Regions from separate parts of the Homo sapiens genome. Here region 1 is linked to region 2. The links are chromatin loops, found by intact Hi-C in ENCODE. Cell type or tissue: Caco-2. All regions are shown on one strand. Links, peaks and the distances in the headings refer to the core of each region. The heading gives the core; the rest is flanking DNA. Region 1 overlaps KDM4C (lysine demethylase 4C). Region 2 overlaps KDM4C (lysine demethylase 4C).

What was found. A loop is a pair of places that touch in the nucleus more often than their neighbours do. Peaks named below come from ENCODE experiments on the same cell type or tissue, not always from the same donor. Only the 100,000 strongest peaks of a DNase experiment are listed, where the experiment ranks them.
Region 1: a loop joins it to region 2, with 2.4 times the contacts of the local background. A loop is called at or near these places in 3 of 110 quality-filtered maps.

What each region holds. Positions count from the first base shown.
Region 1 is chr9:6,838,973-6,855,010 of GRCh38, forward strand. KDM4C (lysine demethylase 4C) reads left to right here. Exons shown (of 22, transcript NM_015061.6): 5 at 10,535-10,728. Among named protein-coding and RNA genes, the nearest start is that of KDM4C, 89 kb to the left of the region's middle. In Caco-2, for the core only: a CTCF peak has its summit at 7,116; a DNase peak (open chromatin) is centred at 7,099.
Region 2 is chr9:6,891,750-6,907,787 of GRCh38, forward strand. It overlaps KDM4C (lysine demethylase 4C), which reads left to right. Exons shown (of 22, transcript NM_015061.6): 8 at 1,346-1,483. Among named protein-coding and RNA genes, the nearest start is that of KDM4C, 140 kb to the left of the region's middle. In Caco-2, for the core only: no CTCF peak of the experiment used is centred there; DNase peaks (open chromatin) are centred at 6,282 and 7,802.

The DNA of each region.
Region 1 (16,038 bases), core at 4,784-9,783, 51 kb before region 2:
GAATTTTGAAATCTTTAAAGAACTAACCAAATTTTATGTTATTTTTTCTCCATGCGTGTTACCTTTGAAACTTCAAGGGCTTGTTCCAGCTGTATGAATTTGTGGCAGTATTTTACATTAGCCTAGCTTTAAGTTGCCAGCACAGTAGTGGAGTTTGGTGGATGGTCTTTTCTTTAAAGACAAAGTCTTCTAATGTGGGCTTGGATAAGAGTCCTAAAACGGGATGATACAAGTCAAATGAGGAAAGGCATAAATTTGTCTGTTGTTTTCCCTTTGACACAGGGTCTCACTCGGTTACCCAGGCTAGAGTGCAGTAGCGCCATCATTGCTCCCTGCAGCCGTGACCTCCTGGGCTCAAACCATTCCCCCACGTCAACTTTCCTAGTAGCTGGGACTACAGGCGCTTGCCACCACACCTGGCCAGTTTTTTTTTTTTTTTTTTTTTCTGGTAGAGATAGGGTCCCACTGTGTTACCCAGGCTGGTTTTAAAGTCTCAGACTCAAGCAATCCTCCCGCCTCGGCCTCCCAAAATGCTGGGATTACAGGTGTGAGCCACCACGCCTGGCCAAATTTGTCTTTTTAAAATTCTTAAAAATGAGTGTTTTTTACTTAAAATTTTAAAGTGTTTTTACACTTAAAAATTAAGACATGTGGCTGGGCATGGTGGCTCGTGCCTATAATCTCAGCACTTTTGGAGGCCGAGGCAGGAGGATCACTTGAGGTCAGGAGACCAGCCTGGCCAACATGGTGAAACCCTGTCTCTACTAAAACAAATAAAAATTAGCTGGGTGTGGTGGCATGTGCCTGTAATCCCAGCTACTCAGGAGACTGAGGTCAGGAGAATCGCTTGAACCTGGGAGGTGGAGGTTGCAGTGAGCAGAGATCGCGTCACTGCACTGCAGCCTGGGTGACAGAGTGAGACTCCATCTCAAAAAAATAAAAAGCTTCACATTAATGGGTTAATGAGAAACACCATGTCACAATGCTGAAATATAAAAATGAGACCAATTCCAGTATTTATGAGGGGATTGTTTACAAAGAGCTATGATATACTGGACAGATGATACATTTGCTGTTGAGGAGACTAACTGTTCTGTTATAATTTCCTCTTTTTTTTTGGAGACAGGTCTCACTCTGTCACCCAGGCTGGAGTGCAGTGCCACAATCATGGCTCACTGCAGCCTTGACCTCCCAGGCTAAGGTGCTCTTTCTACCTCAGCCTCCTGAGTAGCTAGGGCTACAGGCGGGTGCCACCATGCCCAGCTAATTATTGTGTATTTTATAGAAATGGGGTTTTGCTATGTTGTCCTGGCTAGTCTTGAACTCCTGGGCTCAAGCTATCTGCCTGCCTTGGCCTCCTGAAATGCTAGGATTACAGGCACGAGCCACTGAACCTGGCCTTTGTTCTAATTTTCTCTTTTTCTTTTTTTTGTCTTTTTTTTGAGACAGAGTCTCACTCTGTCGCCCAGGCTGGAGTGCAGTGGTGGGATCTTGGCTCACTGTAACCTCTGCCTCCCAGGTTCCAGTGATTCTCCTGCCTCAGCCTCCCGAGTAGCTGGGACTACAGGCGTCTGCCACCACGCCTGGCTAATTTTTGTATTTTTAGTAGAGGCGGGGTTTCACCATATTGGCCAGGCTGGTCTCAAACTTCTGACCTTGTGATCCGCCCCCACTTCGGCCTCCCAAAGCATTGGGATTACAGGCATGAGCCACCGCATCCAGCCCTCTGTTCTAATTTTCAAATAAGGAGTCCTGTAAGTTACTGACTGGGCACCTTCCTTTCATCTGTAAAATGAAATGATGTTTTGCTTTTGTTTTCCTAGCATGGGGGTTATCCCACCTCTTGTTTCTTTCCAATTCTATGTGAGATGGTGGTGCATGCCATGTTGTTAGGTAGAAGACATGTCCCCAGCTCTACAGTTAGCAAGCTTTGAGAGAGGCAATTTAAATGGGTGCTAGCTATGTCAGCCCTTGGAAAGACCAAGAGCACATCTAAATGTAACTTGGTGATGGCATTTTTGTGGTGGAAGAAAGACTGTAGTCCTGCCCATCTGTATATTCTTTTTGATGACTTCGTTAAGTTACGGGGTAGACCTGGAAACTTGAGAATCTTTAACAGGTTCTTTCAGTATTTTCTCAGATTCTTACAGAATCTAGGTGGCAGATCTTTTTTTAATAATTGGATTTTCTAATGAAGTGGTAGTTCCCCCTGTGAATTCTTGAATTTCAAAAATTTTTATTGGTCATTATTGGCCCAGTTTGGAGTTGGCTCTGTGGCACTGAAACTCAGGAGAAAGATGGGGGCTCATAGCTTTGTTTGGAAATCAGCCACATGAGGATAATATTGAAGGTGCTGAGGGTGACAGCAGGAAATGGGAAGGATGTTGTTGAGGATGGAATATAGAGTGATAACTGTGAAGATATGGAAAGACTTAGCGAGAGAGTGACAGGTTAGTGGTTTTGACCTAATTTTGGGGAACAAGGTTCATATAGACTTTTCCTCTTCTATTATATGGAAAGTACCATAAAAATATGATTAGTAATAATCGTGTGTATCAGTTTATCAATTTTTCTGTAGCCAACTCTGCTTTTATGTACAACAAATGAGAAAGCAGCCCCTAAAATATGCCAGAGTGAAGAACATCTTCACGTTTTGTGTGTTCAGTTGGAAGTGTTTCAGTAATCATCCAGGGCTGCTTCCACAGTCTCCGTGTTGATATTGTAGCAGTTTCTCAGGTTTGTGGGCAAGTGACTATAGCTATTCCACTTGGTGGACAAAGCAGAATGCATGATCAGGCCGTCTTTGGTGCAGTTCACAGAATCATCACCTGTGCCTGGCAAATGGCTAAGTTCTAGCAGACCTTCCCTGCCATTCTGCTGCCTCACAGAGACTTCTCTTAAGAAGTTACACAGTTTTGTTCAGGGCTGTGCTAGATCCTACTTATCCTGGAGCTGGTTATCAGTTTTCTTAATTGCTCAGGCTTTGTGTTTTGCCATTTTACTTTGTTTTTCTTTGGCCATTTGCATATTGATCATGGAACAGAGAGATAAAACATGCTCATAGAGTGGATTCCTGTTAGGTTCCTACCACTTGTATAGTCTCACTCCAGTTACTGGACACATTTATGGAGTAACTGATAGAGCTATTTAGTGTTGGACAAATATATGATTCATTTTAAAGCAGTAAGCTCACAACCACTAACTTCATATTTATAGCCTGTCTCCAAAACTCCTCCTTCCTTTATTCTTTTAAAATTACTGTAATAAGTATGGACTCTTTAATGCCTGCTACATTTTTTGCAGATTTGGCCACAGATTTATTTTCTTTTATCCACATTTCTTTTTTTTTTTTTTTTTTTTTTGAGACGGAGTCTTGCTCTGTCACCTAGGCTGGAATGCAGTGGCATGCGATCATGGCTCACTGCAACCTCGGCTCACTGCAACCTCCGCCTCCTGGGTTCACGTGATTCTCTTGTCTCAGTCTCTTGAGTAGCTGGGATTACAGGCCCACACCACCACGCCTGGCTAATTTTTTTTTGTATTTTTAGTAGAGATGGAGTTTCACCATGTTGACCAGGGTAGTCTAGAACTGACCCCAGGTGATCCGTCTGCCTTGGGCTCCCAAAGTGCTGGGATTACGGACGTGAGCTACTGCACCAGGACTGATCCACATGTTTTTAAAAGTTGGTTAATGTCACATAAAATTGGGATTTGTGGCTTAAAAAAAATCAGAAAATCTGGCAGCATTCCCAGTGACTGAGTAATGGCTGTCTCCTTTAGACAGGATAGTAGGTTGTCTCCAAATACACATCACCCCCAATACCCACGTTTTTTGACATATACCTGGCTGCCTTCACTAATTGCTGTTACCTGCCTGGCTCTTTGGGCACCTGAGTTTGTAAGTCCTGCTTTATTACTCAGCTCTCCACTTCCTGCTGTGTTCTTGTACTCTTTGTTTTTTGTTTTCTTTTTTCTGAGACAGAGTCTCGCTCTGTTGCCCGGGCTGGAGTATAGTGGTGCAGTCTTGGCTTACTGTAACTTCCACCGCCAGGGTTCAAGTGATTCTCGTGCCTCAGCCTCCCGAGTAGCTGGGATTATAGGCATGTGCCACCATGCCTGGCTAATTTTTATATTTTTATAGAGATGGGGTTTCACCATATTGGCCAGGCTGGCCTTGAACTCCTGACCTCAGGTGATCCTCCCATCTCTGCCTCCCAAAGTGCTGGGATTACAGGCATGAGCCACTGTGCCCGGCCTGCTGCCATGCTGTTTGGAACAGGATGCTGACAGCCCTCTTTGAAGTGGAATGGGCTGTGAATCCGTCGAGGTGCCCCTCTAAAAAGCTGTGGTCTGAACCCTCTCCCCATCTTTGAAAATGAAAAATTTAAGCAATTTTTCAAAATATTTTCACTTGTGTTTTGTAATCCTTTCTTTACAACTGTCCTATAAGGTAGGCATGTGTGGATTTATGTACTATTGGGAAGCCTTAGGGCTTTCTCCACTTCTGCTAGGAATAATGTATTTTCTTGAAAACAGTTTCAGTGAAAGACTGGACTTTTCCTGTGGTCCTTTCAAGGTAGCCACAGTCTTCTTGTGGCCCAATTTGCAGCACTGAACCCTGGGCGTAGCTCTGCCATGAAAGGCGATTGAGAAACCATCAGATCCTATAATTGGTGAGTGGTGGAGCCAGCATTTGGTTGGAGAACTTTTGATTCCAGTGCAGCATGGTGCTATTCTGATACTCGGTTACTCTTTCAGATTGAAATTCTTCATTCCATTTTACTGTTTGCTGGGTGAGTGCAGCAGTGACACAGTTTTCAAAAGTTTACTAATAATCTATTTTTTGTCTAAAAAAATCTTTTTTGTAATATTTGATGGACATGCCATCTTTTTCTTTTTGAGACATCTCACTCTGTTGCCTAGGCTGGAGTGCAGTGGCACAATCATGACTCACTGCAACCTCAACTCCCTCCTCAGCCGCCTCCTGAGTAGCTGGGACCTGTGGCATGTGTCACCATACCCGGCTATTTTTTAAAATTTTTGGTAGAGATGAGGTCTCTCTCTTTATTGCCCAGGATCGTCTCAAACTCCTGGGCTCAAGTGTTCATCCTGCCTCAGCCTCCTAAAGTGCTGGTATTACAGGCATAAACCATCATTTTTACGTACTTTTAAAAAAGCTTTTTCTCTGTTTTTCAGTACATTTTATAGTTTTATAACGTTGGATTGAGTCTTCTCTTTTCCTAGTTTTAATCCTTTGGACTATCTTCATTTACAAATATCTTTTGTTTTAAGTTTTTCTAATTTACACTATTTTATTTTTAGTGACATAATCAAATTAAATATGTGTATTTTGACAATAAATGTGACCATTCTCTAGCCACCCCTTCACACACCCCGGGTTCTGAAGTGCATCTCTGATGTGGTCACAGTAATTTTTTGTTTTACTGACTTAAACATTTGCACTACAGTGTTTAGGGAACCGCCTATCATAAGGCTTCCTTTAATATGTTGTCCCACACAGCACTGTTTTACATGATGTAAATGTGTTATACAAACAAGCTTCCGTGGTCAAATGATTTTTGGGAAATGCAGAGTTAAACGAAGTTACACAGGTTTCCTTATGAGTGCTTTTGGGGGTGCCTGTCAGCACTGTGACTGTCTTAAGAGCTAGAGTTAAAGAGGACAAAGTTTTTCGACCTTGGCATCTGATAGGACTGATATTTCTTTTTTTTTGAGATGGAGTCTCGCTTTGTTGCCCAGGCTGAAGTGCAGTGGCATGATCTCTGCTCACCACAACCTCTGCCTCCCGGGTTCAAGTGATTCTCCTACCTCAGCCTCCTGAATAGCTGGGATTACAGGTGTGTGCCACCACACCCGGCTAATTTTTGTATTTTTAGTAGAGATGGGGTTTCACCATGTTGGTCAGCCTGGTCTTGAACTCCTGACCTCAGGTGATCCGCCTGCCTCGGCCTCCCAAAGTGCTGGGATTACAGGCGTGTGCCACTGCGCCCAGCCTAGGACCCATATTTCTAATGTTGCATTGGAAATATTTTGGGAAAAATTGAGCTACTATGATTTTCACATTATTTCTTTCTGTAGGTGGAAATGGCTCATTATTTCTCAAGGTTTCTAACATGGCATGTTGCTGTGTTGTTCCCTTCAGTTTTGCAGAGACTGAGTGCAGTTACTGTGGAGAGAGTCCAGGATGGCCTAGTTGAGACATTGAAGATTTAGGAATGCATTGATTGATTGACTGATTGAGACAGGGTCTTGCTCTGTCATGCAGGCAGGAGTGCAGTGGCGCAATCACTGGCTCACTCTAGCCTTGACCTTCTGGGCTCAATTGATCCTCCCATCTCAGCCTTCCATGTAGCAGGGATTACAGGCGTGAGGCACCACACCTGGCTAATTTTAAAATTTTTTGTAGAGACGGGGTCTCACTGTGTTGCCCAGGGTGATCTTGAACTCCTGGCCTCAAGTGATTCTCCTTCCTTGGCCTCTGAAAGTATTGGGATTACAGGCATGAGCCACTGTGCCTGGCCTACGAGTGCTTTTAAACTGCTGTCTGATTCCTGATAGGAGGAAGATACTATCACTGATTGAAAGGGAATATCCCTAATAAAGTTCTCAGTTACACCTGTGTGCAAAAATCGTGGTCCAATTGTGAGTTGTTTCAGAAAACAGATGCAGGATACGTAAAGGAATGGGGCAGGACAGGCTCCAACTGGGTAATTGGCATGAAAGGAGAAAGGGGCCGGGGCACGTAGACTCCCAGGCTTAGGACTCCAGTTAGTCCATTGGAAGTCAGGTGAGTTATGAATATTGCTCATGTGCCTGCTGAACATGTGTGGGAGAGTTTTGTTCGAGGGAGACAGAATCCAGGAGGAGACTTTTGTCTGTGAACTTGGGCTGGTGTGCAGCCTTTCTGCTGAAACCTGATGGAATTAAGTTTTAAACAGTTCGGCAGATTCTAACTTGTCATTGTGGGGCTTGTGTGTAGCTGGGGTTTGGAGACTGCTTTTACACTAAATCATTCCTGTCACCTGCTCTCAAGTGAAGCAGTCTGCAGTGTAAGCCTTGCTGGTATTTGTGTAGAGTGGCACTGCCTCTGGTGGGAAGAATGCAGCAGCTTCACGTGTTTGCTGCTCCTGAACCTCAGATCTTTGTTGACAATGATGCTGAGAGAAGAGGATGATATGTTGTGTTTTGAAAGGATCAGGACTAGAAGCATAAACCTTTAAAAGGGAAGGTCCAGGAGTCAGATAGATTTAGGTTAATCATTACCATCTACTTCTAGCTAGGAGTGTTAATTTTTTCATTTGTTCATTTGGGAATAACATTACCTATTTTATAGGATTGTTTAGAATAAATGTAAGATACAAGTGTGTATAGTGTAATGAGGTAGTATATTGTATAACACTTCACTTTAATGATAACTAGGTGCATTTTTGGTCTAAGTATATGAGACAGACCTGGTACTGTTCAGAAGAGCCTTTGTGGAGCCTGTTTTTGGAGTCAGATAGCTAGTTTAATAGTAGAGAACAAAAATTGGAGAAAGAATTTTGAAACAATAAGATTTATCTCTGTTGGTTATTCTTAATATTTGCACAACTGCTTAATTGAAATTATATGACTTTTTATTTTAGCAAAATAAATTACTTTTTAGCAACCTTGCCTTGCTGAGAAGAAACTGCTGCAAATATGTTATTTGCCCATTAACGGGGAGAAATTCAGTAGTGAATTTAAACACATTTTATTAAATAATCACTTCTCACATGCTTGACTTGTTTTTTGGGAGGCTTTCCAGTAAGATTTGCTAGAGAATAGTGGTGATATTTATTATATCAGTTCTAATAATTAAATTTTATTTTATTAAAGTTTATTTTCATTAGCTTATTTAGTGCTCCGAGCAACTCTAGGAGGGTACAAGAACCCTTGTGTTTCCATGAAGAAAGACTTGACGCTCAGAAAAGCTCCGTGATTTTCCCCTCAGTGACCTGCAGAGCTGGGGTTATAATCTAGGTCTTTTTGTCCAGCACTATTTGATCTCTACCCTCTTCCCCTCATACCATGGGTCTAGGATGTCAAGGGATTCAACCCTGGTTATTTTTAAAAGATAGTGTCAGTCAGAAATAAAACTTAGATGTCTCCATATGTAGGAATTTTAGAGAAATAGTTTGTGTCTAAATTTGCAAGCTCATTCAGTTTAAAAATGGTTCCTATAATATGGTGCTCATTTATTACTTCAGATTCATTGCTTCACTAATGACTTTTAAATAGGACTCTATTATTAGAGTGATTGGACTGAAGTCTGATTGGACTAGAGTTAAGAGATTGCATCGCTATAAATAGAATGAGATAAAATATTTTACATAATGTGATTGAACTTCTATGAGGTCTGAAAAGTTGGAACCTAGGATCTTCTCTTTTTTTGTTTTTTTTTTGAGACGGAGTCTTGCTCTGTCGCCCAGGCTGGAGTGCAGTGGCACGATCTCGGCTCACTGCAAACACCTCCCGGGGCCGTTCTCCTGCCTCAGCCTCCCGAGTGGCTGGGACTACAGACGCCCGCCACCAGGCCTGGCTAATTTTTTGTATTTTTAGTAGAGACAGGGTTTCACCGTGTTAGCCAGGATGGTCTCGATCTCCTGACCTCATGATCCACCCGCCTCGGCCTCCCAAAGTGCTGGGATTACAGGCGTGAGTCTCCGCGCCCGGCCGGATCTTCTCTAAACGGATACTTTGACCAGTTTCCAAATAACAAGCTTCTCAGCGTGTGGCCTAAGTTGTAGATAGAGTGGCTACTTAAGAGAATTTGGGAATTAAATTATGTCCTTTGGCATGTTCAGTTATGTTACCTGAGTCAGAGTTTCATTAGCTGCTTCATCAATAGTTTTTTAACCCCAAAGCTTTAGACAGTAAGATTAACACACTGATTAGAAAATCATTTAAAGACCAAAATGAAAACAGAACAACTCTAAAAGCTTTTAGTGTGTTCAGGAAATGTTAGAAGTGGTTGTATGTGAAGCCATTGGTATAGTTATTGGAGAGGACAATTTTGGTAGACATAGATGAATTTAATACCCTCAATTTTTTATTTTTAAAATAGACATGGGGTCTTGCCATGTTTCCCAGGCTGGTCTTGAGCTCCTGGGCTCAAGTGATCTGCTTTCCTCAGCCTCCCAAAGTGCTGGGATTACAGGCGTGAGCCACTGCACCTGGCCAATGCGCTTCTCTAATAGTGCATTAGCACGAAAAGGTTGGAATGGCTTTAAAGGCATTTCAGTTTCCCCATGATTACACAGGAACATGCCTAGTCTCTGATATTTAGAATTTGATAAAAATATATGGTAAAAATGCATAGTTTGTAAAAATTTCTAAGCAGTTGTGAACTGTAGTCAATTCATGAGTGATTGGCCGGGTGTGGTGGCTCACGCTTGTAATCTCAGCACTTTGGGAGGCCGAGGTGGGCAGGTCACTTGAGGCCAGGAGTTCGAGACCAGCCTAGGCAACATGGCGAAACTCCTGTCTCTACTCAAAATACGAAACATTAGGTGGGTGCGGTGGCCTACGCCTGTAGGTCCAGCTGTGTGGAAGGCTGAGGCATAAGAATTGCTCGAACCTGGGAGGTAGAGGTTGCGGTGAGCTGAGATTGCACCACTGCACTCCAGCCTGGGCGACAGAGTGAGACTGTCTCAGGGGAAAAAAAAAAAATGATTGTTAAGTTCTAATCAAACCAGAATCTTTTCCTATCACCTTAACTCTTATAGTAGTGACTCTAACCTTCCCTCGCTCTGCCATCACCATCCATATTGTTATACTGTTATAAAACTACATTATTCCAGCAGTTTTACCAAAGTTGGGATAAGTATTTTTAATAGGCATTATGTGTTTAAATTTTTCCATTAACATAAGAGGTAAATATTTATTTGAAGCATCAGTAGAAGCACAGTGATCAGTGGATACTGCCAAGAGTTTTTCCAATAATTAGAGTGGAACTTTAAGGAAACAATGTATTACATGCTAAGATTGAATGGATAGGGATGGGAGAGAGATAGCAGAAGATATATTTTGCTGTTGGTTTCTTGATGTGATATGTGATGGTGAATATTACCTCTAAACTAATGTGCAAAAAAATCCCAAGAAAACCCAAATCTCAAAACCCCAAAAACAAAAAGGTGTGCCAAGGAGGGAGAGCACATGCCGGATCATCTACTTTGAATCAGTAATTTTTTGCTGACAGCCAAGTTGGGAGTGGGTCTGTAACTTTCATTTCCATTTGGCATCAGGAAGCTATTTGGTATAAATTTCTACCAGATAGTTGTATGGAACCACATTATGCTGGTAGTAATCTTTGACCAATAATAATGGACATATGTATGTGGCTCTTGAATAAGAGTTGTTTTATTTTTCAGTTTTCAGTTAGTTAGAATATACAATGTAATAATTTTGGTGGATAGTGGTTTGATTAGTAAATGCTATCTTTCATGGTTTAGTAAGATTTGATTTCTCTCTCTTTTTTTCTCTCTCATTCCAGGGTGTGGATGAATGGAACATAGCTCGCCTCAATACAGTCTTGGATGTGGTTGAAGAAGAGTGTGGCATTTCTATTGAGGGTGTAAATACCCCATATCTCTATTTTGGCATGTGGAAGACCACGTTTGCATGGCACACCGAAGACATGGACCTCTATAGCATTAATTATCTCCACTTTGGAGAGCCCAAGTCTTGGCAAGTTACTTGTTTAATATTCATTTACTTTGGAGTTTTGAAATTTGGGCATCAGGCACATATTGAAGAGGATTTTGTTCTTTGATTTGGTGGATTCAGATTTATGTGAGCTGTAAGGAAGTTTTTGACTGTAATAGTTAATTGTCTTCTATTCTGTCTGGGATTGTGCTTGGAAACCATAAACCCCATGGTAACTCGTACAGTCATGCACTGTATAACAATGTTTAGATCAATGATGGACCACAGATACAACGGTCATCCTGAGTTTATAATGCAATTGAAAAATTCTTTTTCCATGTTTAGATATGTTTAGCTAAATGAATACTTTGTAGCTAAATACTTTGTGTTAAAATTGCCTACAATATTTAGTTCAGTACAGGTTTGTAGCCTAGAAGCAATAAGCTATGCCATATAGCCTAGGTCTGTAGTAGATCCACTATCTAGATTTGTGTAAGTCCACTCCATGATGTTCACACAATGGCGAAATTGCCTAACAACATATTTCTCAGAAACTATCACTGTTATTAAGTGATGCATGACTGTATATGTAAAGTTGCCTGTAGTCCATTTTGTGAACCATGAATTGATAAATATTTTAGGCTTCAAGAATTTATTGGGCATCTTTACTTTGAGCATTTGTTGGATGGTATGTAGGAGGTAGTTAGGAGTGAAGAGCTGACTTCCTGGGTGTAGTTTCAAACCATCTTCATGATCTTCTGGTTCATCCTCCTCTAATTATTTTTATTTTATTTTATTTTTTTTTGAGATGAAGTCTTGCTCTGTCGCCCAAGCTGGAGTGCAGTGGCGCGATCTTGGCTCACTGCAACCTCCGCTTCCTGGGTTCAAGCAATTCTGCTGCCTTAGCCACCCAAGTATCTGGGATTAGAGGCCCAGCTAATTTTTTGTATTTTAGTAGAGACAGGGTTTCACCATGTTGCCCAGGCTGGTCTTGAACTCCTGAGCTCAGGCAGTCTGCCCACCTTGGCCTCTCAAAGTGGTAGGATTACAGGCATGAGCCACCACACCCAGCCAATGTATTTTTTATTTTTTATTTCTATTTATTTATTTTTTCGAGACAGGGTCTCACTCTGTTGCCCAGGCTGGAGTGCAGTGGTGCGATCTCGGCTCACTGCAACCTCCACCTCCTAGGTTCAAGCGATTCTCCTGCCTCAGCCTCCCGAGTAGCTGGGATGACAGGCGTGTGCCACCACGCCTGGCTAATTTTTGTATTTTTAGTAGAGATGGGGTTTCACCATGTTGGCCAGGCTGGTCTCGAACTCTTGACCTCAGGTGAGCCACCCTCCTTGGCCTCCCAAAGTGCTGAAATTACAGGCGTGAGCCACCACGCCTGGCCAAATGAAACTTTTTAATAGGTGGTCTAGGACTCATACAGGCTCCAGTGACAAGAGAATGTGATCGGATTATTCATTACTCAGATGTTTATTTGTTATTACTTTTTGTAGAGATGGAGTCTTAGTGTGTTGTCCAGGCCGGTGCTGACCTCCTGGGCTCAAGTGATCCTGCTGCCTCAACCTCCCAAAGTGCTGGGATTACAGGTGTGAGCCACTGCACCCAGCACTCAGGTGTTATTTGTGGGCCTGGTTTGAGCACATGCTTAAGGACAGGGATCTCTGTTGTGTTTGTACAGCATTACTGTAAAGTTTGTTGGAATGTCATCTTTTAGTTTTTTCAGAACTTAGCTTGGAGAGACTAGGAGAAATATTTTCAACAATGGTTAGGCTCCTGGACAGTTTCTCAGCTGCTTTGTTATCTTGATGCTCTTTCTGACATTCACTTAAAGTGTGGATAAAATTGAATGAAATGGGTGAATTCAACATGTTAATAAAATCTAGTATGTAGGCAACTACATACTATGTCTTGCTTAAGAAATCTGAAAAGTTAGTAGCAAAACTTTTCTGGGGATTTGTTAAGGAATTAATAAATGAGGATGCCTGGGACGTTAATTTGAGTTTTCAGTATTAGGAAAGTTTAAATGAAGTGTCTGCTTTCTAATTAAGAAAGATGGCTGTCTTGTCTTCTCCTGGGAACAGGTTGATGTTGTCTCCTAATGATCACTTCAGGAAGAATATTCTGGTCAGGGCTAAGATGGATTCTGGTGTCTTGTGTCTTTGGGAAAGAGCATCACTAATCATGAGTGAGAATAATTATGCCCATTTTCAAAGTATTTCTTTCTTGCAGCTTGTATATGTGCAGTAGTTAATTACTCTATTAGTTATTAAGTATACAGCCTCCATCAGACGCATTAAGAGTAGATTTATACTGTCACTATTATCCTTAACCTTGGCCATTGTTTATAATGATAAAATAATAAAATGTAGTAGTGAGTTGTAACACTGATTCTACATACTATTTCCTAAGATAACTACTGTAGGAAGAGAGTGTTATAAATGCCCCTACAGATATTTTCTAGTAGATGTATGAAATATTACATTTCCTCAGCATAAATAATTTTGAGGTAAACTTTGTCATTATTAAAATTCATTTTAGCAATCCTTATAATATATTTGAGGTGAGCTTTGAAAGATGTTAGAAGCAACACAAATTCATGGAAGTATTTGGAGGCAGGCGGTTTGGCAGAGCTTAGGACACGAGGGCCCAGTAATCAGGGCTGTAGTCTTTATTATGCACTAGTGCATGTGGCTTTGGGCAAATAACTCTGCTTGTCTGGACTCCAGTTCCTTCACTCCCCCAAGTCACAAGGTTAGCCAGAATGACCTCCAGTCATTCTGATTCTGTGACTCATGATCAGAGTCACAGGAATATTTTTATTGAGTTGACAAAACGAGAGGATGAAGGGCTGCAAGGTTCTGTATGCACATGTGGGTGCGTGTGCACCAGCGTCCTCTTCTGCCTGTCCTCTCCTTGTTGAGCTGTATCTCCCCTTCAGTATGGGATGGTTGCCTTTACTTTTCTCTAGTGGGTGGCCTCTCCTGTGCTTGACATATCTGTCACTATATTGTTTTCTCTTCTGTCTCTGACCTTATAGGTTGGCATTTCAAGTCTACTCCTTCCTCTTGAATTCTACCTCCAGGTACCAGGCTCTGGATGGGATTATTGCAAAGACTGCCTACGATTCCCTCCTTACTTACGGGCCCATGCTGCTCTCATCTGTCCATGTTTCACTTAGGGTTTGCTTAAAGACTCTCTGGACTATGTGCTGCCCCTACTTTAGACATTGTTTTGGCATCTTACAACTGGTTGTGGCCACCCCTCCTGCCATCTCCCTCATTTTCCCACCTCCTTTCTCCCCGACCATCCTCCAGCTTGCCTGTGTGTGCCTTGAAGTTAAGGTCCATGGTTTTGTTTTTTTTGTGTGTGTTTTTTTTTCACCTTTGAATCATCAGCACTTAACACACAGGGCCTGGCTATAGGAGCGATGCCCTGTAAAGAATTGTTGTATTGAATTAGAAGAGTGTTAAATTATTTTAGATCCATCTCTTTAAGGGCAGGCATGGAAACTTTTAATAAAAAAGATTCTTTTCTAGCCCAGGTGCGGTTGCTCATGCCTATAATCCCAGCACTTTGGGAGGCCAAGGTAGGCGGATCACTTGAGCCCAGGAGTTCAAGACCAGCCTGGGCAACATGGCAAAACTGTTTCTACAAAAAAAAAAAATAAGAAAATTAGCCGGTCATAGTGGCTCACGCCTGTAGCCCCAGCTGATCGGAAGGCTGAGGTGAGAGGATGACCTGAGCCCGGGGAGGTCAAGGCTGCAGTGATCCGAGGTGGTGCCACTGCATTCCAGCCTGGACAACGGAGGGAGACACTGTCTCAAAGAATAAAAAAATAAATAAAAATAAAAGCCTAAAAGGTAACTATTAAGAATACTAAGTTTCCTGAGTTGCTATACATAGGAGACATACATTTCTAGCTACCGTGTGTGGCAGGTTTGCGGAGTAAGTGTTCATGAACACAGGTTTGTACTGAAGAGACTTCAAAGCAGCTGATGATTTATTTGAACATTTCTGGTTGAAGGTTTAGGGGGAAAAGTATCCTTAGAGTAAGCAGATAGAAAACTGCTTTGACAGTCAGTGGTAAAGTATTATTTTCTTGGAATGAATATTGACTTTGGAGCCAGAAGTCCTGTTTTAAAACCCCAATCTGTCACTTACTGGGAATGACTTAGGGCAAATCACTACACTCCTTTCATCATGAGTTTCTTTCACTGCCAAATGGAGGCATGATTTATTCTCTGTCTACTTAAGGGATATCTAGGAGGGTCCAGGTATATACTGTGTATAAATGCTTTGTAAACTGTAAAGTATTATACAAATACTCATAATTACTATTATTTTAATAACCATGAAAATAATTTTTTTTTAGTCATAGTAGTTACTTAAAGTCTGAACTTGGCCATAATGTATGTATTTATAATAGAATAGGAGTTTCAGTGATTAAAAAAAAATGTGATTCTCCCTTCCAAGCCTCTTGTGTGAGTGCTTAACTGCTAGAGGATATAGAATTCAGATGGTATCTTGAGTCTTTCTTTCCCAGACTGGGTACAAACAAAATGAATAAGAAACTTTCGACTGGGTGCGGTGGCTCACGCCTGTAATCCCAGCACTTTGGGAGGCCGAGGCGGGCGGATCACCTGAGGTCAGGAGCTCGAGACCAGCCTCAACATGAAGAAACCCCGTCTCTACTAAAAATACAAAATTAGCCGGGTGTGGTGGTACATGCCTGTAATCCCAGCTACTCGGGAGACTGAGGAAGGAGAATTGCTTGAATCTGGGAGGCGGAGGTTGAGGTGAGCTGAGATCGCGCCATTGCACTCCAGCCTGGGCAACAAGAGCGAAACTCCGTCTCAAAAAAAAAAAAAAAAAAAACAAAAAAAAAACTAACTTTCAAATTTACTCTGTAGAGAACAAGGGAGATAAGGTGTAAGAGGATGTGTTTTAAGCTGTGAAAAGGTCTAAAATCAGGAAAGGTTTTCCTGAAGGTTTTTAGAAAATTAAGAATGGGTTGTAGCATTTTGGACATTGTTAAATTTCATTCAGTAAACTGAGATTTTGTTAAAATACTGTGTAGCAGTTAAGAAGTATCCAATTATTCAGGATAGATACACATTAGTTCAATGCTTTCTCATTAGAACTTTTGATCAGTGTTGTGTAGTACTTACCAGCACAGGTTTTTGTGTCAGTCTTGAGTTTTGCAAAACTCTTTACTCTTTACTGAGCATGTGACCTTGGGCAATTATTAAATAACCTCCATGCCTCAATTTTCTCTCCTAAAATACTCAGATGGTTTTGGCACCCACCTTGTAAGGCAATTGTGTGGATTAAATAACATGC
Region 2 (16,038 bases), core at 3,322-8,321:
TACTACAAATGTAGCTATTACTGTTTCAGTCTCTTCTCCCTCCCAGAGATAAGTAATTTTCTGAGGTTGATATATTTAATAAATATATTTCTTCCTTAGATTTTTATCATAAAAAAAGAAAATAGGGGCATGGGATATACAGGTATATGCATTTGTCAAAACAGATCAAACTGTACATTTATTATCTGAGCATTTTATTATATGTACATTATATCTCAAAGAAAATATAAGTTGTATTAGGGTCAGTAGGATAATTAAAAATGTGGTTTTACAACTTTTATTATCAGAGCTAGCAGAGAATACAGGCTCTGAATGTGAACATACAGCATTTGCTAAATACTTTGGCAATATGTGTCAAGGAGAAACATTGCTTCAGTGGCCAAATCCTATGAGTATTTTTATATTACTTTGCAGCAACTGAAAGAATTTAAAGATATAAGGGGTCTATCCTATTGGGTGCTGCTGGGTTAGAAACATTTTAAGATCAGATAATCCAAAACAAATATATTATATTATTCCATTTGAAGGAGTGAGCAATAAGTTTTATAATTTTTGTATCGGATAGATACTTTTTTAAAAAAGAAACAACACTACATTTTTCTTCACTTTTTCTGTAGACCATGGGATATTTTGTGTTGCTTTGGTGATTGTAAAAAAAAAGTCTTTAATCTAAAAAATAGAAACAGGGTAAATACATTTAAAATTCTTTTTTAAAGGCTCAGGCTTATTTATGCGAGTTATTTTAATTATACTTAAAAATGCACTCACTCTAACATACATATATTTGAATAATTCTTTTAACAGAAGTTTTACTGTGAAATGGACTGTGCTTAATTGAATGTTTTCTAGGTGCTAGGAAAAAATAATTTGATGAATATCACCAACTCTTTACCAACAAGAATTCATGATATAGCCTGCCAAGCATGTATTATCAAAGTTTCTGTAGCTGTAGCTTTAACAATGTCAGTTATTATATGATTTTTATATGTAACTCCAGTAATGCAAGTTATTAAAATATAAGAATATATAGCTTGATAGCTAATATGAACAAATTTACTTGAATAACCTGAAGATACCTTCAATTAAAATGTAATAGCTTTGAGTATGGATTGTTTGATTTAATTCAAGTGCCAGCAAGCCACATCCTATTTAGGAAAGTCTTTTAAACGTTTCCTGAAAAAGCACTATTAAAGGATTAAGTAATGAATCTGGTGGAACTCTTTTTGGTAGTGCTCTGATATCAAGACTTTTTTTCTTTGTTTTTTAATGGGAAATATATTTTAATTGTATTCATAATTTAGGAAGTCTTATTTTTACAAAATATTATATGTTTCCTACCTTGCAGATAACCCAGGAGGCTGGAGAATTCATGATCACTTTCCCATATGGCTACCATGCTGGTTTTAATCATGGTTTCAACTGTGCAGAATCTACAAATTTTGCTACTGTCAGATGGATTGACTATGGAAAAGTTGCCAAATTGGTAAGCTATGCCTCAAAAATAAAGCAAAAATTAAATGTGTATTCTGGTTATTTTAGTAGGAACCCTACGATCCTGTGCAGCATTTATTTATTCTTCCTCACTGGCGCCATGTGCCTCTCACCACAGCAATTCACTTCAGGCTCGATACATTTATTTTACATAGCCAATATTACCAATTTTAGCTGAATTTGTCTGTTTTGAGATTAATGTGGAGCAATTTACCCTGATAGGTAATTTGATGCGACGTGTGTTTGCTTTTTATCTTGAGGCCTCCAGTTGGTGTTTTGCAAGATTTTCCAGTGGCATCATGTGGCTCCATGTTAGGTAGACTCAGATCTCTCCCTGTTTGCGATCAGTTTGTGGCTTAGAAAACAGCACTTTACAGAAGGGAGTGTCTGATAAAATTGTAGCAAGAGATGGAGGGAGGTTGGTAGGAGGAAATGATTAAAACTGCCCTTAGTGCAGAAATGAAATTCTTGAAAGTAATCATGTAGAACACATTTTAACAGGAAATACATATTCATGTTAAATTTGGTATAAAATTTTGCATCTCCTGCCCAGTGTATTTAATTTAGCTCACATAGTGGGTATTTTCTTTCACAGGCAATAACTTCTATTAAATTTAATTACTTTCCCCCTGTGGTGTTAAATAGAAGACATCTTCAAAGTGATGGTGGTTTCTATTAGGTTTGCTTCCTTTCCTGTGGCTTTTAAGGGAAAGGTGCAGGCTGGCAGAGGGCAGCTTCTAAATAAAACTGTGTGTTTTACAGAGGATGTAAAGTTGACGTAGATTTAGCAGAAAATGATAAATAAAGCGTATGTGGTCTTATTTTGGCCATTGCATGGCTCAACTGAATATCATTCATTCTACACTGATAAAACTTACATGTGGAGCCATCAGGTGAACGTAGACAGAAGTATATTTAGGGGAGACAACTCTTAGTTTAATTTACCTGTGTATTTAGAAAATTGCATAATATATTAAAAGATAAATAAAATATAGCCCTTTGGCAGCCCAGGAGTCATTCGAATACATTCTTGACATAAAGGAAAGCCCCTGGTATTAGAAGACTTTTTCTGTTCTAAGTAATTTCTGTTTATGCTGAGTAATTCAGAAAGGAACAGAACTGTACTACTACTTCACATTGTACATCCTGTGTATTCTAAGAACTCAGTGTGTGTACTTTGGCCAACCACTGCATTGCTTTTGTGGAAATGTAATGCTTGCATCTGCCTTGAAGCAGTGTCTTGGCCACGAGGTTATAACAAGGTCTGTTATTTTATAGTTTGCACCTTTACTTACAGATATAAGTCAGCTATTACAGCTGTTCAGAGTCACCACAAATATTGATTCTTGTTTAATACAGGTCTCAGAAGTAGCCTATGATATTGGCCAGAATAGGACATTCCAGCCTTGGGGAGAAGCTAAACTACCATGTACATTGGAGTTGCATTTCCACATTTCCATGTGGAAGTAGAGTGGGTGTGGAGTGGAAGGAAGAGAGGCTGGTAGTGCTCCTCTCTGAAATCCCAGCTGACAGAGCCCATCACAGTTGTGGGAATGTGAAGTGTTGCACTGTGGTGGAGGAGGCTGGATCTGACAACCAAGTTTTCTTCTCTGGCTAGCCATGTAACATTAGGAAAGTCATTTATTCTTCATATATAAATTAGAAATACCTCTCTACCCTATGGGTTAGAGAAAAGAACTTAGGTATGTGACTATCTGTTTATTCAGTTTAGTAAGGGCTATGACTGTTTTGTTTGGTTCTGGGTACAAAATATTCAGTGCTACAATGCAGTTTTGGCCAGCTAATTAAAAATTGCTCTAACTGAATGTATTTGAGATTTTTTCAGTGTTATGGCCACCCCTTACTTCCTTTGGCCAGGTGATGTCATCTGAGAATATATTAGTTGTCTCTTGCTGCTGTAGCAAATTACCACAAACTTTGTGTTTAGAACAATAGCCATTTATTATCTCATGGTTCTGTAGGTAATAGGCCTAGCATTGGTCTCACCAGTTAAATGTCAAGATGTTTGCAGGATTGCATTTCTTACTGAGACTCTGGGGAAGAATTCATTTCCTTGCTCCTTTGGGTTGTTGGCTGAATTCACTTCCTCACAGTTGTAAGACTAAACGTTCATATTTGTTGCTGACTGTGAACCAGAGGCTGGACTTTTCTCCTAGAAGCCTCTCTCTAGTCCTCCTGTGTAGTTCCTGCATTTCAGAGCAGGCAATCCGCAAAATCCCACGTGTCATGCAAGATAGCGCATTCAAAGATCTCTGGGATTAGGATGAGGACATCTTTGTTGGGGGTGCAGGAGGGGAAGCATCTGCCTACTACTACAGGGGGTACCAATTTATCATTGACATATTTAGAATCTGCTTTGGGCTGGGGCAGTAGCTCATGCCTATAACTAGCACTTTGGGAGGCTGAGGCAGGAGGATTGCTAGAGGCCAGGAATTCAAGACTAGTCTTAGCAACAGAGTGAGATCTTGTCTCTACAAAAAATAAAAACAAAAATTAAGAAAAAAGAATATTTTGAGTTATGTAACCAATTTTAGTTATTTTGCATAAAAACAGGAAAATAACTTTATAAAGAGATAGTTTCGAATGTTTCACTAAAATATCATGTGCTTTCTTAATTTATACCATCAATACTAATATTTTCATGTCTATTCTTGGATAATAAATTACCTTACATTATAGTAAGCTGAGTTAGCATTTTTTTTACCCAGATTTTGGTATCTTTAATCAGTTATTTGACACATATTTTTGATCTCCAAGTCTGATTCTTTAGGTAACCTTATGAATTTACTGTGTTGCATGTATATGTAGTTTCTAATCCCTGGCAAATTTGTGCACTGGGCATACATTTATGTGTTTTCCTGGAAACTGATGTGTAGTGAATTGCACTAAAAAGACTTTTAGCATTGAGGATGCCCATATTTGTCTTAATTCTTTGTCTTCATCAGTTTGTTCTAAATGGTAACTATAAAAAAGTCATTGTTCATAAGTGATTATGAACAATACTTTTATAATTACTATGAAAATATGAGCACTTTTTCATAATGAGGCATTGGTGGTGATGCCACCTGCTTTACCTGTCACATGGGGTTTATTGAATGTGTATAAGTATCTGATAAATTATTTGTTGTACAGCATTAAATAAGCAAAATAGTGCAGAGTGTGGGGTCTGCATACATTATATGTGCATATATGTAATCACAAACACTATGAAATATATATATATATATAAAAATATAATTTTGTGTAATACAAACCAGTATTTTTAATTAGGTGACTCAGAAAAGAGCTGTTAGAGAAGGCAATTTGTTTTTTAATTAAAAAAAAAAAGTAGGTTTTGAAAAGATAACCTCATGTTCCCCAGTAGGGACCTTTTGATCATAAGTCAACAGGCTTTGTCATTAGGGACCTTTTCAGATGTCTCAGATGGCTGGTAGAAGGGGGAGAAGTTCTACTTATGGAGACTAGGCTTATCTGCTGTGTGCCAGGCATCATGTATGTTTCTATGAATTCATCACTCGTGAGTCATTGTTCTATGAGAACAGGGGTGAGAGTAGAGTTGACACTGGGAGGGGTTCAAGGTCTGCTTCCTTTGCTGTTGGCTACTTGACTTCTTCTGGTGTCCCTGGAGCAGGACTGGAGAGGGGGCTCCTGTGGCTTTCATCGGAATCTGTTACTGACCTATTGATATGTGATAGTTGTTCAATAAATCTTCCTGGCTCTTAAGATTTGGGTACATTTGATTAGAAATTTCATTATTTGTGTAAAGCTCAGATACACTTCCAAATTTTAGCAAATTCCTGGATGTTTGATATTCTCAGCTGAATTATTGTATTTAGGAGAGGTGTCTGTCCCTGTGCGTAAATTCTCTGTTTTTTCAGTCCTTCAGTCCAGATGGTCTTTTTTCACAGTATCCATCCAAACTGCCTCATCTCTCAAACAGACTTTTTTTGTGTGTGTATGGATTGTGTAGAAGATCTGGGGAAAATAGGCAGAGGAGAGAGTGAAGGGACATTTACCTTTTAGTTTTGGTAGCTGCTTAGTTTGACCATCCCTGTTTCTAATATTCTCTGATAATGGCCCAGGCCTTACCATTCTCCTCTCATTTCTGTCTTTGCTTGTGTTTTCCCTCAATGAGGATCATTCTGCTCTCTTGTCTTAACTTGCAAAATATAGCATAGCCAAATCCTGTAAGATGCTCCAGAACAAAAGGGCCTTGCATTTAGCAGGAACAACTGACCTAAGAAGGCAGTTGTGTAATTTTCCCCCATTTCTCTAATCAAAGACAAGATCATTACTGAAAAAAATTGAGAGTGATGTTTCAGGTAGTCACATGTTCATTTGCTGCTGATGGGCAGAGGTCAGATTTGGTGAGTGCCCAGTGAGTTCCTCCTGTGCTACATGTGTGTACAAAGAAGAAAAACATATATATTGTCTTCAAGGAGCTTTCAGAAAGAACAGAGGGGCTTTTAATAAAACTCCACTTGCAAAGTTGTAGTATTAATGGAACGTAACATCTAGTTCTTTGTTTTAGGAATCTTTGTAGCTTTGAATGTTGGCATAACAGAGTGAAATGCAATTATTTTTTCTTGATAGAGATTTAAAAATACTTCAACAGCTCGTTTAGCAGTTGAAATAAGACATTTGTGCATATTTGAGCTGACTGTTTTCTGTTTCTGGAGCATTCTTTCCTTCTGTGGTGGAATGAAGTCCGTGATTACTCTGTGCAGCTGCTGCCGTGACACTCACAGGTCTGCTTCCTGGCCAGGTTGGATCAAAGCGCCGGCCGGCAGGTTGTATTTCATTTTTCCGTTTGCTGGGATGAAGTGCAGTTGTTTGATGTTAGGTTTGATGGATTTGTTTGCCACTGCATTCATTAGCTTCACATCAAAAAACTGACAGGCTGTTAAATGAAACTTTGGCTTAGATTTTCAGCTTGACTGTTTGGAGACATTTGTGAAGATATTTTGTGTTTGTGTTTCAGCAGCCTCAAGCACTATGATTGTCTCGAAGGGAAGAAAAGTTATTTACTGTACTGATTTTCTTGAGTAAAAAAGAATCATTGTCTTGGGGACAGTCATATCTCGTTTATACCGTCTGAAGCAGTGTATTTATTACAGTGTGTGCAGTGAAAGAGACTTACTGTGTCAGAATAAATATTATCTTATTGGAAGGAAAGGTAATAGTTGGTGACACAAAAATGATATCTTTTATTTTAATTTTAAGTGATCATATTAACATGATATGTCAGAAAGTTGAAAAACTGTACTGCAGAGCTGGGAATGTTCTCTTATAAACTCCAGGAGTACTACCTTACTATCTAATTTTAAGACATTTTGATACTTGAATCCTCAAATGTTTGAACAAGTTTAAAAAGAGATGATAGAATTTTAAAACTGATTTCCCTTTAATCTGGCAGGGGTTTCAACTATTAAATTGTCTAGCATGTAAGTGCCATGATGTGGGTTCATTCTATTTTATATTTCAATTCTCTAAAATTAAGTTAGATATTTCTTAAATCTGGTAGCATCCTTCCAGAAAATCTTTAATCTTGGGCAGTCTTTATTAAAACAATCAGGGATCATTTTTGTGGTGAGTCTCTAGGTTATATTTTAATATGCTTTTGATCACAAAATACTAGTATAGTGATATTTCTCTGTTCCTGTGACATGTGAAGGAAAGAAAATGTAGACTGCTTTGAGTATTGTTCATTTTAACAGTTCTTGGCATTTCAATTTTAAGTGTCTGACATGACATATATAATATGAACTTAGTGAGTATGGGGATTTTATGTTCTGCATTTTTTTTTTTTTTACCTCTACTTTTTGCTGTTTCTGATTCCTAGGTTCTGATGGTACAGTGTAACAGAGCTGATGAGTAGTTTTGCTGCGCTCTTTTATTTTTTTGCTTTACTTTTAAGAGCATCTATAGGTTCACAGCAAAATTCAGAGGAAAGTATAGAGATTCCCCATATTCCCCTTCTCCCCACATGTGCATAGCCCCCCACATTATCAATATCCTTAACCAGAGAGGTGCATTTGTTACAAATAAAGAACCTACAATGATGCATCATTATCCCCCAATGTCCATAGTTTTTTTTAAACTTTTATTTTTTAAGGAAACCCAGGCAACCAGACCAAAGTCCGTAGTTTACATTAGGGCTCACTCTGGGTGTTGTACATTCAGTGGGTTTGAACAAATATACAATGACAGGCATCTGACATTGTAGTATCATACAGAGTGGTTTCACTGCCCTATGAGTCCTCTGTGCCTTTTCCATGGGGGTGTGTGTGTGTGTGTGTGTGTGTGTGTTTAACTTGCTAGCTCATGAGAAACCTCTACCTCTGGAGAGAGTGTTCACACATCTGGAAGAAGTATTAAGAGATATGAAGAACATAGTCACATTATGTCCTCTTTTTATACTGAAAAAATATTGAGTTGTGGGATTCAGGATATCTGAAACTTCAAGAAGTCTGAGACTTCAGGTATGATGGTATCAAACCAGTTGGTTAGTATATATTGCTGAAGTCTGGAGCTAGGGAGCCTGATTTCATTTGTTGTTAACTTGCATTTGCTGCATTATGGGATTTGAAAGGAAGTGATAAGCCTCATGATGCTGATGTTTAGTTCTTAACCTGAAATCAAGGCATTATCTGCTTTTGAGTCTATAGTTTGTCAGTACCTTAAAAGAAAGTAAATTTGCCTTTTGAATAACTTCTATACTCTATTGAGAATTAGTTTGTTTTTAATTCAGTCTAGTTTCTTGTAGTTAAATACAATAGTAATAATATTTGACATTGTCTCCAATATGTCAGATCGAGCTCTGGGCACTAGACACATCTTATTTTTCTTGATCAGTGATGATGCACATTCAGAGATAATTGCTTTCTGTCCTATACTGGCCCCCTTTTTACAATGTGTCATTTTCAGGGTGGTCCTATATCTTACGTTGAATTGGAGGGAGTTTGGGATGAAGAAGAAAATAGGGCAGTGAGGCCCGGCTTAGATGTAGGTTTGCCCCCAATGTCCTGTACCCTTCTGGACTCATTTTTCTAGGTGTAATGGCTTAAATAAGCGCCAGCCACGTGTGTGATTTGTGGGATCACTCTCAAGATTCTTGAAGATTCAGAATGGTCTTGTCCCATGAAAGCTGTAGCTGATGTCACCACCAAGTGGCTTTGGACTCTATCTCACAATTGGTTGAGTTTGGATTCCTAAAGTCAGTGGAGCCAGGGGCATGGTGGCATACGCCTGTCATCCCAGCACTTTGGGAGGGTGAGGTGGGAGGACTGCTTGAGCCCAGGAGTTCAAGGTTACAGTGAGCCGTGATCACACCACTGCACTCCAGCCTGGGCAACAATGCAAGACCTGTCTCAAAACACAAAGAGAAGCCAATGGACATGTTATTTTGGATTCGTCTTCTCTGTCGATAAACCTACATGTGAATTCCTTTTTAGTCTGTAGTGCAACCGTCGTTAACTCTGAGGCTTTGACTTTGCTCTTTGATTAAGGCGGTAGGGGTGAGAGCAAAGGTTTTCTACCTTCTCTTTCATTTTATCAAGTGTGTGTGGGGAAGTTCTGAGGCATCTGTCTGGATAAAAGGACTTGTGTATAGAGAATGAGGTCAAAGTTAAGGGCCACCTATCTCAATGTATGTTTGTATGATTATCAGGGGCCAAATTTTAGTGTAGCACTTTTGAAGCTTTAGGATTCTTTTTTTTTTTAATGCCTTAGTTTGGACTTTTCCATATTTTTTCAGTGTTTATAATAGTAAACACATAGGAAAAATTTTTACTAAAGGCTCTATTCTAGACATGGTGACTGCAGAAGAAGGCAAAAGTTGGTAGTGTGTTTTCTGGCTCATGATTACCCAGAAGAGAAAGCAGTGGGCAGAACATGAGGTGACGTTTGAGAGAAGCAGGCTGGCCAACCCCTGGAGGGAAGGAGGGACTGGTGGGAGAGTCAGCAGGGCCCTGGGCACCCCCCAGAGTTTGCCATAGTCAGATGCCCTGGCTTCCCACAGCTTCTCATCCATGCAGGCTTTCCTGCACTTCCACCCCTGCAGGTTCTGCTGAGGTGACACACAGTGGTTTATCTCAAAAGGGCTCTTACCTCACATAAGGGATTGTCAGATATGTGCTCCTAGGGTTGGTGTAGCAGCTCAGCAACCTCATGAGGTCTCATGCAGTTCCTGTCCTTCAGATTCACTGTCTCTGGGCAGGCTTGTCTTGATAGCTGTGCTTACTTCAGACATCTTGCTGCCAAGGGCAGGAAGCGAGACAGTGTGAGAACTAGGCTCATCTACCCCCATTTGCGAGGAAAATCTTTCCTTGAAACACACTTGAAAACATCCTTTTATGTCCTGTGGCCAACTGTTAGAAAGGCTGGAAAGGTAACTGGCGAGTAACTGGTGTTTTTAGGGAAAGGGGCTCTGCCTGTGGAGAAGAAAGAAAAAGATGGAAGAAAGAAGGAAAAAGATTCATTGACAGAATCTGCCACAATATGTGCTTCTGATACCTCATTTCGTGACACATATTTACTTTTAGCACCTATTATTTGGTGGGCCCTGTGCTGTGGCTAAAAAACTAAGTAAGACATGTAGTTTCTGTATAGTGGCGCTTACAGACTTCAGTCTATGTTCTCAGCTCTGTGGAACATTATAAGTATGGACCCCTGGCCCCACCAAAATCAGTAGGATTAGAATATCTGAGGATAAGGGACAAACATTTGCATTTCTGAAATCTTCCTGTGACTCTGGTGGATGCTGTGGGTTGAGAGCCATGGGTTTTTAGGGAGTTAAATTAGGCCTTTGTTGTTTGGGTTGGGGTTCTTCTGCATCTTCTATTTTTTTCCACCAGTATGAATTTTGAGTTCCAAAACATTAACTTAATATCTATTTATAAATTGGAGATGTGTAATGTTTTGTACATATATCATTTACAGTCTCTTTTCTCCAAGAATTAATAGGTGTTGTGAACACATATAGAATTGTGCCCACATATTTCATGATCAAGTAAACATGCCCAGTAGTACTTTTAAGGGGAGGAAGGGAGAGTGTTGGAAAAGAAATAGAGTAGATGTTAAAGATAGGAATGCACTGTATATACCTCTTTCTGAAGAGCTTAGTAAATGTCCTGATGGCTGTCAGGAGTGCACGTAAAAAACCCAACATAATCACCTGGGACTGTGTTGGAATTGTCGTTCTGTGTGGAATAGTTGTGTGACCTGGGGCAAATGACATGTTTCTGTGAGGCTTAGTTTTCCTACCTGTAAAGAGGGCGTTCACTTGTGCCTCACAGGTTGTGAGGATGCGGGTGGTGATGGGAGAACTCGCCTGGCACCATGTCCCTCTCCCCAAGTACATATTTAGGAAGTGACTCATTGTGGGTCATTTTTATGTCAGGGAACTCCCTGAATATTAATTTGGGGGAAGACTGGTGGAGTTCAGGCCTGAGGTGCTGAGAAACAGTGTCTGTGGGGACAGTGTTTGCAGGGTAAGTGTCAACAGCAGGCTGGGCAGATGGATATTAGATAGTTTTACTGACTTCTCACTCGCATTCAGGTGTACTTTTTTGCTAAAATGAAGGCAGTATGAAAAGAAGTGCCAATAACTAACAGTGGGTTTTTGTGGACCAGATTGCTGAGAGAAGGAATTTGAAGGAGCTGTTGCTTATATCTTCAGAAACACAGTGTAGCTCTTGTGCCCCTTGTTGAATTTGAAAGGCCGTGTTTTGTAATCCCTTGGAAAAAACACCATCCTGGATGGTAGAGATTACTGCTAAGCTTTGACTGTATTTCCCACATCAGTTTCATATACTTCAGGTTTTTTGATTCGATTAAAAAAACCCAATTAGTTTCTATTAACTGTTTAAAATTTTCGTAAAAGGTATTTTTGTAAGGCCTGATAATCATTTTCATTGATTTTTGGCAGCATATTCCCAGTTCTTAGGAATGCATATTCAGGGTTGTCCTTTGATTTTGAGTGTTAATTTTTTAAAAAGATGACTGTTTTGTTGATTATTGAAATAGCATGAAAACTTGTTTCTTTGAAGGTAAATAAAATTGAAACAGTTTTCAAACTTATATAATGATTTCTTTTCTTTTTTTAAATCATATTAGTAAAGATAATAAGAAAATGCCCAGTCCCCAGGAGAATGTAGTTGGTAGAGTGGGCACTGTGTTCTCTTGGCAGGAATATGATTGGAGTAAGCATCCTGAAGAGAAGGTGGGCAGTGTGCATCAGTCTTGGTAAACATCTTCTTGCGCTTTTACCATTTTCTCACACTCTTAGGAAATGAGCAGAAATGTAGGCAAAAGGTGATTGTTGTAGTGCCAGTTTTATCAGTGAAAATAGAATTGTAACTAAAATGTCCAATGATATAGGAATCATTGAATAACCAATTGTGTCCATACACTGTAATTTTTAAAAATTTTACAGAAAAGCATTGGAAAGGAAATCACTATGGCTAATAATATTACTACCCAAATATCCATTGTTGAAATTTGTAAAAATAAAAATATTTAATGGCACCCTTTCTAGTTTATTAAAGGTAAAAAACTGTTAACAGTTCATTGTATATCTCTTAAAATATCAGCATATATCTGTATCTTTTCGAAAATCTACACAATGTTATTCAAGATCCTATAGATTATTTTGCCATGTCTTTAATATATCATTCTGTTCAATATATCTTTCATTAGCCGGGCGCGGTGGCTCACGTCTGTAATCCCAGCACTTTGAGAGGCTGAGGTGGGCAGATCACTTGAGATCAGGAGTTCAGGACCAGCCTGGCTGACATGGAGAAACCTCATGTCTGCGAAAAATACAAAAATTAGCTGGCATGGTGGTGGGTACATGTAATCCCAGCTACTTGGGAGGCTGAGGCAGGAGAATTGCTTGAATTTGGGAGGCAGAGGTTGTGGTGAGCTGACATTGTGCCACTGCACTCCAGCCTGGGCAACAGAGTGAGACTCCATCTCAAAAAAAAGAAAAAAAAATCTGTATCTATGTCTATCTATATATTTATACCTATATCTATATATGTCTTTCATTTACAGCAAGTAAAACATTTCTGGGTTATAGATACTTACTACAAGAAAATTGTTGTAGCGTATCCCAAAAGAATGTGACAGGTGGTTTGCAGTGGATTTTTTTTTTTTTTTTGAGGGGCATCACAGAACCACAGTAGTACATAAGAGTTCATTGCACAGATCTTGTTAACAAATCAGAATGTTGAAAATGAACACCTTAGCTCATGGCTCTGTTTGCATTCCCTGGGTGCAGAGCAGATGGTAGGTGGGCTTGTGCTTGGTGCACGGGTCCAGTCTTGTCTTTGTTGATGGGCTGTGTCCACACCTGTCACCTCGGCTTATTCCACTACAGTTAATACTGGAAGAGATTTATAATGCCTTTGCAGTTTCTGTTTTACTGAATGACAGCATTTATAACTGGGTCTGTATATTTGAAGGAATGTATTTTTAAGAAAAACTTTAATAAATTCCTTTAGTAATGCCTTTCTCTGGCATCATAAAGGAGTATTCCAGTGAATTTGGAAGATACGAGAGGAAAAAGTAACTAAACGGCGTTAGTCAACAGTTTTGTGGCAATGGGAAATTAAACTGGGAATAACACAAAAGAAAAAAAAACCTAGCTTGGTTTCTAAGTACGAGCCTAGGCAAGGAGGGCTACATTAAACAAAAAACAAACAAACAAAAAAATCCTCAGCACAACAAAATGCTAACTGCAATAACCATAAAGGATACTATAGATTTAAAACATTATTGTCCATTGTTGCAGAGAGCAGATGGTGCTTAAAATATCCTTTAATTTGATGTGCTTCTTAAAAGAGCAAACAGCCAAAGAGTATATATCATCTATATTAAAAAATTAAATGCAAGCTTTTCTATTTTTGAGGATGCCATAGTATATATAGTTAACGAGGAACAAATGTAACATCAGTATGCCAACAGGGATACACATTGGAGGCCGTCTTGGCAGGAGATTGAGGGATAGATGAGGGAAAAGACTATGAAGAAACACTTCTAAACCCTGATTAGCCCTTGTATGAAACTCTTCTCGGTTGTATAATTTCCCCTCAAACTGACTCTACCAAGTGTTGATTGTCCTGAAATGTCTAGATTGCCTTACAACTACAGCCATTAGTTTGGGGGAACATACTTAGGTATATGGTCATAATTTTCAGAAAACATGGTTTCCTCCTTTAGTCTTTGACATTTGTTTAGAATATCAGAGAGGTTCTTCTGAATTTGGGTGCTGTATACACTTATGACCTTCAGAATTAATGCTGAATCCTAAGCCCTAAAATGATTCTTTTGAGAAAGCATGACCAAGACTTCGTAACAGATAACTGCCGTTCTCAGATTTGTAGGTGGGTTTAACTATAGCAGGGTATCTTAAATGGCATTTCTATAGTGTAGGGTCCTTGTGATCAATTTATGTTGCTTTTTGATCCAGTTACTATACAGACATGTTTGCTGGTGTTATTGAGATGGAAGGTGTCTGGGGCAAAGCTAAATCAGCCTGTGACTTCATTCAGCCCCTCAGACTGAAAAATGTGCTGAGCACAGATTCTCCTTCAATTCCTATTACCCTTTATTTTATGTTCACATTGAGGATCCTGCCAGTTAGAGTGGCCTCTGTGTAAACGAAGAAAATGATTTGGAGTTCAGATCCATATTTCTGAAAGTATCCAGGCTTTGAGTTGTGGAGAATCTGGAGCCCAGATTCAAATGACTGAGTAAGTGACGCATAGCTACTTACCGAGAAAATTGGGAAGATGCAACACACTCTGTTTTCAAAGAAACATTTTGAGGTTGGAAAGTATACAGACATAGAATTTCAAAGGGCACATGTCAAGTTTAGTTGTAGATTAACATGATGCTGTGTGTGTTGATTTCATGATGAGAGAGCACTTTTCCCTTGTTTTTTTTCTCCGTTTGCTTTCTGGAACTGATGGACATGATTGCAGATGGTGTCAGATTTGTTTTCTTAGAAGTAATTATTATTAAGCATTGAAGTAAATGGTACTTCTCGTTTGTGGAAACTCCACAGGGTAAACCTCTCCAGGCAACACTATGGAAGGAATTCTCAGCATCGTGGTATACCGTTCCTAAGTACCTGTTGTTGTCTCAATAGAGTCTATGGGCGAATTGGGAGATTAGTGACTCCAAGTCTTCTGCCTCAATGGTTTTGTCTCTGAGGCAAAGGGCTGGTACACTGACCAGAGCCTCCCACCTCAGCCTCCCTAGTAGCTGGGACTACAGGTGCTCCCACCTCAGCCTCCTGAGTTGCTAGGACAACTACAGGCACATGCCGCCATGACTGGCTAATTTTTACATTTTTTGTAGAGATGAAGTCTTGCTTTTTTGCCCGGGCTGGTCTCGAACTCCTGGGCTCAAGTGATCCTCTCGTTTCAGCCTCCCCAAGTGCTGGAATTATAGGTGTCAGCCACTGTGCCAGGCAGGTTTGGTTTTTAAAAATTTCTCTTTGGGTTACTAAAAGTGTTTGGCATTACATGATTTTTGTAGTTATTTGTGCACAGTTGTAGACTCAAGTGAATTTTAAAATGAAATTGCCTTTAAATATTAGTATGGCAAAAATGAAAACAGCATTGCATAGTATTGTTTATTTATATGGGTGACGTAGATAGGTATTTTATTTCATGGGAACAATCTAAGATTTATGATATGGATCAAGGATTCTAGAAACTATTCTCGTAACCAGTTTTAAACAAGGTCATTTATAACACCTCTGCCCAATTTTACTATTGTGAAAATATGCTTACAAGCATTAAAGGATTGACTCAATAGATTTTTAGAAAAATCTCTGCTATACAGCTGTTAAAAACAGCAGGGTGTATGTATTGATGTGATAATGATCTTCAAAATATATTGTTATGTGACAAAGAGTAGTTAAGGAATACTTCTTTAGCATGAAGCTGTATTTTTAAAAAGCAATCTTAAAAATATGTAAATTGAATGAAAAATAAATGAAAGATAAACATGGTTAATGCTATGGCCAGAGGAATGAACTTGAGATACAGACAGGCAAACCCTCATCTTTTATGCGGTCTACTTCTGTGAGGTTGACATTCATTTATTTATTTTTTTTGCAAGTCTATTTTCATGTATTATTTAAAATTCAGTAAAATTATTGTTAAAGTTTTCAGTAGTATCTGTACATGTAGAGCTCTGGACCAATGTCTAAATGCATCTTATAGACACATAGCAGAGATGTTTTAAAATTTGTTTCCTCCAGAATATTTAACTTGTAGCCAAAACTTTAGGGGAAGAGGGTAGTATAAATATGTGTCTTTACTCATAGGACTTTTTCAGCATTTAAAGCATTACTCTATAATTAATAATTGATATCTAATTAAGGGACATTTCACGTTGATTCTAAAATGGAAGTAAACAGCACTAATACAATTACTAACTCAAAATGCTGTTGAAAGAAGTAAAGTGGAATTCTGTGTTGAAACTATATTCAGATAAAATGGCGTTCTTTAT